Regions from separate parts of the Homo sapiens genome. Here region 1 is linked to region 2. A link is a loop called in an ENCODE intact Hi-C map of the cell type or tissue named here. Cell type or tissue: PC-9. All regions are shown on one strand. Links, peaks and the distances in the headings refer to the core of each region. The heading gives the core; the rest is flanking DNA.

Evidence for each region. Hi-C counts contacts between places; a loop is a spot of excess contacts. Peaks named below come from ENCODE experiments on the same cell type or tissue, not always from the same donor. Only the 100,000 strongest peaks of a DNase experiment are listed, where the experiment ranks them.
Region 1: a loop joins it to region 2, with 19 times the contacts of the local background. A loop is called at or near these places in 3 of 110 quality-filtered maps.

The regions. Positions count from the first base shown.
Region 1 is chr6:95,361,964-95,367,349 of GRCh38, forward strand. No RefSeq gene overlaps it. Among named protein-coding and RNA genes, the nearest start is that of MANEA-DT, 210 kb to the right of the region's middle. In PC-9, for the core only: a CTCF peak has its summit at 2,258 (motif pointing right); no DNase peak of the experiment used is centred there.
Region 2 is chr6:96,895,898-96,901,283 of GRCh38, forward strand. NDUFAF4 (NADH:ubiquinone oxidoreductase complex assembly factor 4) reads right to left here and starts at 1,994. Exons shown (of 3, transcript NM_014165.4): 1 at 1,769-1,994; 2 at 847-950. The coding sequence starts at 1,904. It also overlaps a transcript of KLHL32 not described here. RefSeq lists an enhancer at 1,817-1,916. In PC-9, for the core only: CTCF peaks have their summits at 2,071 (motif pointing left), 2,271 and 3,316 (motif pointing right); DNase peaks (open chromatin) are centred at 1,674, 1,994 and 3,344; H3K4me3 peaks cover 3,412 bases; H3K27ac peaks cover 2,394 bases.

The sequences.
Region 1 (5,386 bases), core at 150-5,149, 1.5 Mb before region 2:
ATACTGCTTGTAAACATTTTGTTAACAAGGCACGTCCTGCACAGCCCTAGATCCCTTAAACCTTGATTTCATACAACACATGTTTTTGTGAGCTCCAGATTGGATCAAAGTGGTTGGGTCAAAGTGGCTGGGGCAAAGCTACAAATTAACAACATCTCGGCAAAGCAATTGTTCAAAGTACAGGTCTTTTTCCAAATGGAGTCTCTTATGTCTTCCCTTTCTACATAGACACAGTAACAGTCTGATCTCTCTTTCTTTTCCCTACACTAGCCACCCAAGAAAATAAACTGAAAGCTATTAGAATTAACAAGAGGGTTCAGTAGAGCAGCAATGTAAAAAAAAGAAGAAATTAATAGCTTTTCTTCAGACCAGCATAAACCAGTTGGATAATATAATAAGAACATAGAACACAACAAAACTTAACTGAGACATTTAATATATGGACAGAAAAAAAATGAAGCATCATTATATACTTGAATTGAAAAAGAAAATACTATAAATTAAAATTCTTACATTAATTCGCTAGTTTAGGGCAATACCAAATAAGAACCAACAAATGGTACTTTTAAAACTTGAGGAGTTTTGACTTCTAAAATGGCAGAGTAAGACCTCTGAAAATCTACTCCTCTATGAAAGCAACAGAAACACATGCAAAAACTATCAAAATCAACTTTTCCTGAACTCTAGACATTAATCAAAGTGTTGTAACAATTTGAGAAGTGTTTACACAAGAAGAAAATGGCTGAATATGTAAGAATATTGCAATTTATGGCATTTTAACTTTCCCTAATCTCATCCCTCTCTCTTCAGCTTCAAGATAACCCTAGAAATCAAGTCTTTCAGCCAGGTGTGATAGTTTTCATGTGTAATCCCAATTACTCAGAAGACTGAGGCAGAACCCAGGATTTAGAAGCTACAGTAAGCTATGATTACACCTTTGAACTCCAGAACTCCAGCCTGAACAATAAACTGAGACTTTTTCTCACAATAATAAAAAGAAAAAATAAATCGAGAAGCTAGTCTTCTTACAGTAGCACAATTCACAGTTGCAATTGATGTGGAACCAACCTAACCGCCCATTGACTAATGAGTGGATAAAGAAAATGTGGAATATGTACACCATGAAATACTACTCAGCCATTAAAAAGAATGAAATAATGTCCTTTGCAGCAACTTGGATGGAGCTGGAGATCATTATTCTAAGTAACACAGGAGTAGAAAACCACTTATAAGCTTATACGTGGGAGATAAGCTATGAGTATGCAAAGGCATACAGAGTGATATGATCGACTTCAGAGACTTAGAATGGGAAGGGTGGGAGAGAAGTTAAGGATAAAAAACTACACATTACATTACTACATTACTACACAATGTATGCTACTCGGGTGACCAGTGCACTAAAATCTCAGAACTGACCACTATATAATTCATCCATGTAACGAAAAATCATTTGTACCCCAAAAGATATTTAAATAATTTTTTTTAAAAAAAGAAATCTAGTCTTCCAAATGCAATAGCTATTAAAACCAGCAGTTTGGCAGCCACTAAGTGAGGCAGAATAAGGTAGGAACTCCCTAGAAGTCCTGTCTGCAGAGATTTGTCACTACTTTACGTGTCTGGCAGCTTGTTAGAAAGCACTATTCTCAGGTTTTGTCTTTATCTGACCTTAGTTGGAGCTCTCGCTGTTTGTGAAGAGCCCTCTTCTCAGGATTTTGCCAAAAATAATCAACAGCAATTGTTTAACATCACAGCTGCCTAATGTGGCTTTATTTGTTGGGAGGAACAAGAACTTGACCAAAATACAAAAGAAAATACTGAGGACTGACATGATCATAAGAAACTTTGCAAAGCTAAACATAACCAAGAAATCTAGGAGGCTACACACATACTCAGGACTGTGCACATGCCCAGGAAAGGACTGAGACAATACTGTCAATCACAATATTAGTAGAGCTGTTGACAATTAAAACAAAAAAATGAAGCCTAACATTTTAATTTAACTTTTAATAAATATTCCATGTTTATTAAAAATATATTTGGTTTTAAAAAATTATTGGTGGCGTCTATAGAAGACATACTTTTCTAATATATATTTCTTAGGAGTTGCTGTATTTTGCTCATAATATTTACATTATTAGCATGCTAGTCCTGAAGAAATAGAAGAAGTATACCATTGTTGAGTTTTGAGTAGTGAATCTTCCATTAAATTGTTTTCCCTGAATAAATAACTAGCCTGAAACCACTAGAGGGCAAGCTTTACGTTATAATGAAACAAGAATCACTTTCACATCCATAGTAATAGCACACATTTAAGGTGTGCTATTCTCAAAATGACTATTTTGAGAATAGAAATCTAATTTCTGTATAACTAACTTTTTTCTTTAAGAGGTAAATAAAGGTAAAATCACATTTTATATATATTCCTAAATTTAGCTACTCAAGAGCAGTAATTTTTAAACTTTAACATGGCAATTTTTTAGAATCAGTATTAGACGTATGAGTCACATGCAATTCCGCATCTTCATAAAATGATATTCAATATCAAACAAATACTGTTTCCTAGTTATTAATTTACAAATAAGTTACTGATTAAACTAATCTGTGTGCTTCCTATTCCCTGACCCCTAAATAAGGCAAAAGGAATTCAGCCTAAAACTTTGGCACCTAGGCTTAAGAGAAAATCTCTGTATATGGCACAGAGTTCTTTTTGTCATTGCAAAAATATTTGAAAATGATAATTCATTGATAGGTCACACCATAGCATGTGTGTGTTATACATTTCATGAAATTCCTATTTTGCTATGAAAATCTGATAATTAGCTAAACTGACAGTCAATCTAATCTTGGCACAAATATGTATATAATGACCTATGTTAACAAATATCCTGTAGTTTTTTCTCTGTTCCCTGGGTGTGCTCTGCTGCTCAGGAAAACATGGATCATTAGACAAGCACATTTGATAATTTGTAGCAAGTATTGAGCACTTAACATTTAAATTGTATTATGTAACTTGCTCATAGACACAAAGTTGGTGAGTGGTTGAGCCTGGATTACACTGATACCTGACACTTTCTTCTGAAGTGGTAGTTATATTCCAAGTAAATCTTTAAGGTTCAAATAACACAAAAAGAAGTACTAGCTAGTTGAATCAGATTGTAGTTTGGGAAAGGATGGTGTCAGACTAAGGGGTGGCTGTATTAGGCCCTTCTTGCGTTGCTATAAAGACATTTCTGAGACTTAGTAATTTATAAGAAAAGAGGTTTATCATTCCATCCCTGGCCCTTCCCAAATCTCATGTCCCTCTCATATTGCAAAATACAATCATCCCTTCTCAGTAGTCCCCACAAAGTCTTAACTCATTCCAGCATTAACTCAAAAATCCCAAGTCCCAAATCCAAACTCTTATCTGTAAATGAGTTCCTTCTACCTATGAGCTTGTGAAATCACAGCAAGTTATATACTTCCAAGATACAATGAGGTATAGGCATTGGGTAAACATTCCCATTCCAAAAGGGATAAATTGACCAAAAGAAAGGGGCTACAGAACCCATGCAAATTCGAAACCCAGCAGGGCAGTCATTAAATCGTAAACCTCCAAAGTAATCTCCTTTGACTCTGTTTCACATCTAGGGCACACTGCTGCAAGGGGTGGGCTTTCAAGGCCTTGGACAGCTCTGCTCCTGTGACTTTGCATGTTCAGCTCCCAGGGCTGCTCTCATGGGTTGGAGTTGAATGCCTGTGGCTTTTCCAGATGCAGGGTCCATAATGCTAATGGATATAGCATTCTGGGTTCTGGAGGACAATGCCTCCCTTCTCACAGCTACACTAGGCAGTGCCTTATTAGGGACTCTGTATGGAGATTGCAACTCCACATTTTCCTTTCAACTTCCCTAGCAGAGGTTTTCTGTGAAGGCTTCCCCACTGCAGCAGGCACTTGCCTGGGCACCAAAGCTTTCTCATAAATCTTCTGAAATCTGGGTGGAGGCTACCAACCGTTCTTCACTCTTGTATTCTGTGCACCTACAGGCTTAATGCCACATAGAAGCTGCCAAGGCTTATGGCTCGCATTCTCCAAAGTTGCAACTCAAGCTATACCCGAGTCTCTTAGAATCCTAGCTGGAGCTAGAGTAGGCATATATGTGGAGCAGTGTCTTGGGATGCACAAAACAGTGGGACTTTAGGCTGGGCCATGAAACCATTCAGTCTTTATAGGCTTCAGGGCCTGCAATGGAAAGGGCTGCCTGGAAGATCTCTGAAATGCATTTGAGGCCTTTTAACCATTGTTTTGTTTATTACCATTTGGCTCTGTTTTAGTTAACCAAATTTCTCTAGCATGAGGTTGATCCACAGCCTGCTTAAATTCCTCTTCCAAAAGAGCTTTTCCTTTCTCTGCTATATGGCCAGGGGCAAATTGTTTAAACTTTTACACTCTGCTTCCTGTTTAAATATAAATTCCAACTTTAAGTCATTCATTTGTTCCTAAATCTGAGCATAGGTTGTTAGAAGCAGCCAGACTATATCTTGAACACATTGCTGCTTAGAAATTTCTTCTGCCGGATATCCTAGGTCATCATATCTCAAACTCAAACGTCCACAGATGCGTAGGGCATGAACAGAATGCAGTCAATTTATTTGCTAAGGCATAACATGCATGACCTTTGCTCCAGTTCTCAATAAGTTCCTTGTATCCATCTGAGATCTCTACAACTTGGATTTTATTGCCCATATCACTATCAGTATTTTGGTCACAACCGTTTAACCAGTCTCTAAGATGTTCCAACCTTTCTGTCTCTTTCTGTCTTCTTCTGAGCCCTCTAAGCTATTCCAACCTCTGCCCATTACCCAGTTCCAAAGTTGCTTCTACATTTTCAGGTCTTTACAGAAATCCCCCACTCCTCAGTACCAATTTTCTGTATTAGTCCATTCTTGCATTGCTATAAAGAAATACCCTAGACTAGGTAATTTATTTTTAAAAAGGTTTACATTGGTTCATGGTTCTGCAGACTGCACAGGAATCATAGTGGCATATGCTTCTGGGGAGGCCTGAGCTTACAATTATGGAGTAAGGGAAAATGGGACCAGGTACATCACATGGAAAGAGAGAGGAGAGACTCTGCAGGGGAGGAGAGGTGACACACATTTTTACATGACCAGATCTCCCCAGAACTCAGAGTGAAAGCTCATTTATCACCAAAGGGTTGGGCTAAGCCATTCAAGAGGGATCCACCCCTATGATCCCAACACCTTCCACTACTTCCCACTTCCAACACTGGGGATTAGAATCCCACATGAGATTTGGGCAGGGACATATATTCAAACCATATCAGTGGCCTAGCTATAATCAAGTGACATTTTGAGTTCTTAAGTGACTACTACCTACAACCCC
Region 2 (5,386 bases), core at 115-5,114:
TTGGCACTTCCTTGGCCTTTAATCAAACTTTACCCCTAACTAGAATCTTCCTGCCCCCAAAAACTCATCTGGTTAACTCCAACTGATCCCTCCTCAGGCCTGAACATAACTATCACTTCCTCAGAAACCATCCTTGATCCTCCCATTTCAAAGAGGTCCCTCCAATATACTCAGCAGTGCACGTACTTTTCCCATAATTATGGTCACATTGTTGCTCATTTGTTTAATGGCTGTGTCCTTCACAACATCATAGGCCCTGTGAAAATAAGGACTAGTTTTGTTCATCACTATATACAAAGCACTTGTGCCCAGGACTTACATAATACAGAATATGGATTTACACATAGGTTCCCATTCCTAATGTATTCTTTGATCCTTCTAATTTTAAATATCCTATCTGAATACATCCTTAAAAAAACAAACAGGAACACCCCACAAAATCCAACAACACCACTTACTAAAGGAGTCTCTGAGATTAGAACATACCTCAATCCACAGAAGAATGAGAAAATAATATTAAAGCTCTGCTTTTGTCACTCAAATGACAACCACTGGAAGTAATGCCTTACCAAATCCTACAAATTCTGAAATACTATGAAATAATTCACACAGTTGCTTGTATCAATACTTCCACAAGTTATTTTAGAATTCTGGTAAATATCCAGTGAACCAAGGCATAAGTGTCTTGCTGTCTTACACCAGTGTGCTTAAACTTTGCCAAGGCGTGTAGATTGATCACAACACACACTTGCAGAGCACTCTTTTTACTACTTGCCACACTTAATCATTTTCCTGAAGCCCCAAAATAAGTAAATTGTGTATTCACTTAATTAAACACACATTTACCTGCAAGGAAGACACAGGATCTTTGGAATCAACATACACATCTTTTAGAAACGACAGCAGCTTTTCATCTTTACGAGCAATCTCTCCTTTAACTTCTGGATAGACTAAGGAAAGGAAAAAAGTCACAATATTAAAATCAAGGAAAATTTCCTGTAATATCCTAAACGCTTAACACAAACGCTTTCTTTTATTTTCTTTTTTGAGTCGGAGTCTCGCTCTGTTGCCCAGACTGGAGTGCAGTCGCGCGATCTCGGCTCCCTGCAACCTCCGCCTCCCGGGTTCGAGAGATTCTCCCACCTCAGCCTCCCGACAAGCTGAGGCTACAGGCGCGCCACCACGCCCGGCTAATTTTTGCATTGTTTGTAGAGACGGGGTTTAGCCATGTTGGCCAGGCTGGTCTCGAACTCCTGACCTCAGGTGATCTGCCCGCCTCGGCCTCCCAAAGTGCTGAGATTACAGGCTTGAGCTACCGCGCCCGGCCTAACCACTTTAATTTTTTTAAAAAATAAACATAATCATTTGGACTGTTAGGAAAATACTTTAGATGGAAATCAAAATTCCAGGTCAGGCTCTGCGTCCATCGTCCAGTGAAGACCCCTAGAGAAAGCTCTGTGACCCTCTCGGATTTTGATTCCCTGTATCAAGTCCGTGACAGCAGCCGGCGAGGGCCTGGTTAGCGGGAGCACTGGCTGCTGCCTCTGGGTCTCGGAAGTAGGCGGGGCCGCCGACCTCACCGCGGGCGCGGAGGACAGTCTCAATGTCACCGGCCTGGCGGCTCCCCCTTCCAACGCTCCGCCAACCCGAGCGGCTGCGGCCGAGCAGGCTGACGCCGATCCCTCGGCCTCCGGACCCACGCTAGGGACAGCCGGGCAGCACAGGGACTCCGCGCCCCCGGGCCCCGAAACGCCCTCGCACCACTCACGACTAATCTGCTCTCGCAGGAGGCTGTTGGTAGAGGGGTGTCTGGGAGCGACAGAGGGCTTCATCTTGCTGATTTCCCGTTCCGCTCGGTTCTCTAGGTTGAAATTCCTGATACCGCGAATCACTAGTGCTCCCATCTCCTCATAACATTATGCGCTCAGGTTCAGGCCGCACGTGGGAACACCGGCGCAGGACAACTCCGGGACACCCGGAGCATGCGCACAAGTGAGGGGAAGCCCCGCCGCGGGCGCTTAAATGCGTGCCCGTCGCCCCCTAGCGCTCGGGAGGCCACACACCGCTTCTCTGCCCAGGGCATTTAAAAGGGAGCCCCTCCCTTCGGGGCGAGTGACGGCTCCCACGAGGGCCGCTTCCGGCGGGAGGTGGCGGGGCTTAAGTCCCCAGACCCACGGTTGCTTTTAACGCTGGAACTCCGAGGGAGTCACCCGGGAAGCTCTGTAAAGTTCTGTGCCGGGCCCTACCCCAGACTTTCTGATTTAATTCTTGTGGAGTGAGGCCCAGCATTGGATAAGACTCCACGTGATTCCAAAGTTTCAGTGAAGAGCTGAAAATCAAAGTCGTAAGGAAGTTGACCTTGAAGTTGTTTCACAGGGCAATGCCACCAAAGAGTTAGCCGATAAAAATGGAACTTACTGAACCAGGGTCAAACTGGGCTCTCAAGTTGCCCTTTCCTGCTTTTGTGAAAGGAAAATAATGAAAGGATGTTCCCTTTCGATGAGTATTTGTTCTCAGCCGCTCTCATTTAAATGCCTCTTATTTTCCTGTCCCCCCGCCTGATGCATTTTCAAGCCACTGTATTCTTTTTCCATTATTTTTTACATCCCGTTCTCATTTGACCTAATGGTATCGATTTTAGTTATACTTTCCCTTATCTTATTTTTGCTACTAATTTACTTCTCCATGCTACTAAATGCTGAGTCATTCCCTCTCCTATTTCTCTTCTCTCTTGCCTTCTTCATTCTTTTTAAGCCTCTGTGTAATTTAATGAAAGGAACAGACAATAAGACGTCAGAAAAAAAAAACAAACAAACAAAAAAACGAGTGTTACATTCACCTTCTCCGTCTCTCTCCATTTCCTGAATGGGTTACTGTAGTGCTGCTTTTATTTAAGACCCTTTAGAAATATTGTTATTAATCTAAAATAAAACCCACCAGGAAGGAAGCAGTAGGAAGGAAGTTACAGTATTTCTCTTACTGTGGCTGCAAAATCTATTTTTAGTGTTCTGATCTCTGCTTAGCAAAATGAAGTAGAGTGGATGTTTTTAACCAGCTTAAAGTAAGAAAATATTGATGTAAAGATAATCGAATAGAATAATAATAATAAAACAAGAATCAAAGAACCAAAATGAAGAAAGGGAAAGTTTTTTAAAAAGAAAACTAATGTAATCATTAAGTATAATGCTTAATCAGAGCAAAAGCACTGCAAGGAAGACGGCTTCAGCCACTCTAATTTAAATGCCCTTTATTTAATTATACTGAACATTTTTACAGGGATTGGTATTTGGAATTTATAGAAGCTGAAATCAGTGATCTCAGATAGCATTAACTGGGAAGTTATCCTGAAGGTGGCAGGCTGCTCCAAGATTTCTATCTTTGATACTTTTAAGCATGCTTGTGATTCAGGGCTTTTTAGGCACGGTATTTCTATTTCTATGGGTGCTAAGAAATTTTAATCTGCCTCATTATGTCTATGTGCTTTAATCATGGTAGCAATTCGACTCACTGCCTGTTAAAATATTTTAAAAGTGAAAATCTCATTTTCATAGAAATTCCACCGAACTTCGGGCAGTATGAAAAAGTAATGTTAGAAGTGACTGTCAGGACAGTAGGGATTACAATATGAAATAATTATTTGAATTCACACATTCCAATAGAGCTTGGATTCAACATTGAAAGAGCTTCCAGCATGTGTCAGCTGCTTTGCCTGATCCTGGCCCAGTGCTGCTCAGGCCCTCAAATTGCAAAACAGAAGGCAGATGCACTCCATCAGAAACTCACAATTGGCTGTCACCCTTTGGGAATCATGGAAATAAAACCTGAACCATAAATGCATAATTCCAGCTCTTCTTGTCAAAACATATAAATTAACAGGAACTCTGAACTTAAGAACTCCTGTTGGGCTTATGTTAAGGATTGAAGTCAGATCCCCAAGGAAAGTATAACTAGGATGCTGCTTAGAATGAAGCTTCCATCTGAGTGGAGTATTATGATGCATGTGTATGGCTGAATATCTTAAGATACTAATAAACCCAGGGTCTTGACAACACACTAGAATGTAAATTCTGAGGACAGAACTTTGTCTGTTTTGTTCACTGTTCAACACATTGAACAGCTAGTACACAGTAGGTACTAAACAATTATCAAATAAAGGTCAAATGAACTGAAAGACAAGTAGGATCCCTGAGCTGGAGTCCAGACCCCAGACAAGTTCTCTCTGCCTGAACACTAGCCCTGCTTCCAGAAGTGAGTCCTTATGCAAGTAACTTAATGTGGTTGAACACACTTTGCTCATCTTAAAATTGGGATAATAGTAATCACCTAAGGGGTTTTACACAGATTAAAAATATGTGTCTAGTACAATGCCCAGCTCAGAATCTGATGTTCAATATTTGCATTGTTTTTCATTTTTCAGAGGAGAAGGGAGCAGTTTTAAAAAGGACACATATTCTGAAGCTCTGGTGAATAGGTGAATGAAAGTGATAAAAAAATTTGAGATTACGGTAAGACTCATGTTCTTCAATAATTTAATTTTTAAAAAATAAAAAATGCTAAATTTGATTTTTATTTGCTGATTAACGTGCTCAGCACACGTGGTGGTATTGTTAGATTTATTAAGGTTGGAATATGGGTGGGAATCATTAGTTCTCGGGCATAAAATGCCACCTGCCTGTGCCTGACATTGGCCACAGAAATAGTCCCCACTTTGTTTCCCTCTGCCCTCATGTCTTTCTCTCTGCCTAGACTTTTACCATTGGGTACTCCTTCTTTTGAACATAATTCAACAGCATTCTGCGTTCTCCAAAGGATTACAGTAGCTAAACCCAGGTGACAGTTGGCTCAAGGGGCCCAGGACAGCCCTCAGAGGTTTCATCAATCAAATCTCAACCACTAGTGAGGAGCACAACAGATTTATGGAGGAATGACTTATTCTGGCAGAGGTTCTGGTGTTCAGGCAGAGAGAACCTCTCCAGGGCCTGGATTCCAGATTAGAAACCAGAGAATTTGTAGGAGTCCAACTGAAATAATTTACAAGGTTCCCAAGTTTGGCCAATTTCATAGTGATGCAGTGTTTTGGGTCTGTAAAACCTAGAATACTGGGAGCGGGGGGTAGTGCCACAAACTCAAAACCAAAACAAACTAGGCTTTGTGCAGATCCAGTATTCATATTGAGGAACACTGGGTCTCAGATTAGAGATTAGAATGATCAACCAGCAATTATGCCCAGATGCCTGCTTTGTGGTTACTGCACTCATGACTTTTGTCATTGTATTCATTTGTATTCATTTCCCATTGCTGCTAGCAAATTACCGCAAATGGTTTAAAACAAAACAATTTATTATCTTACAGTTTGGAGATCAGAAGTCCAAAATGAGATTTTTAA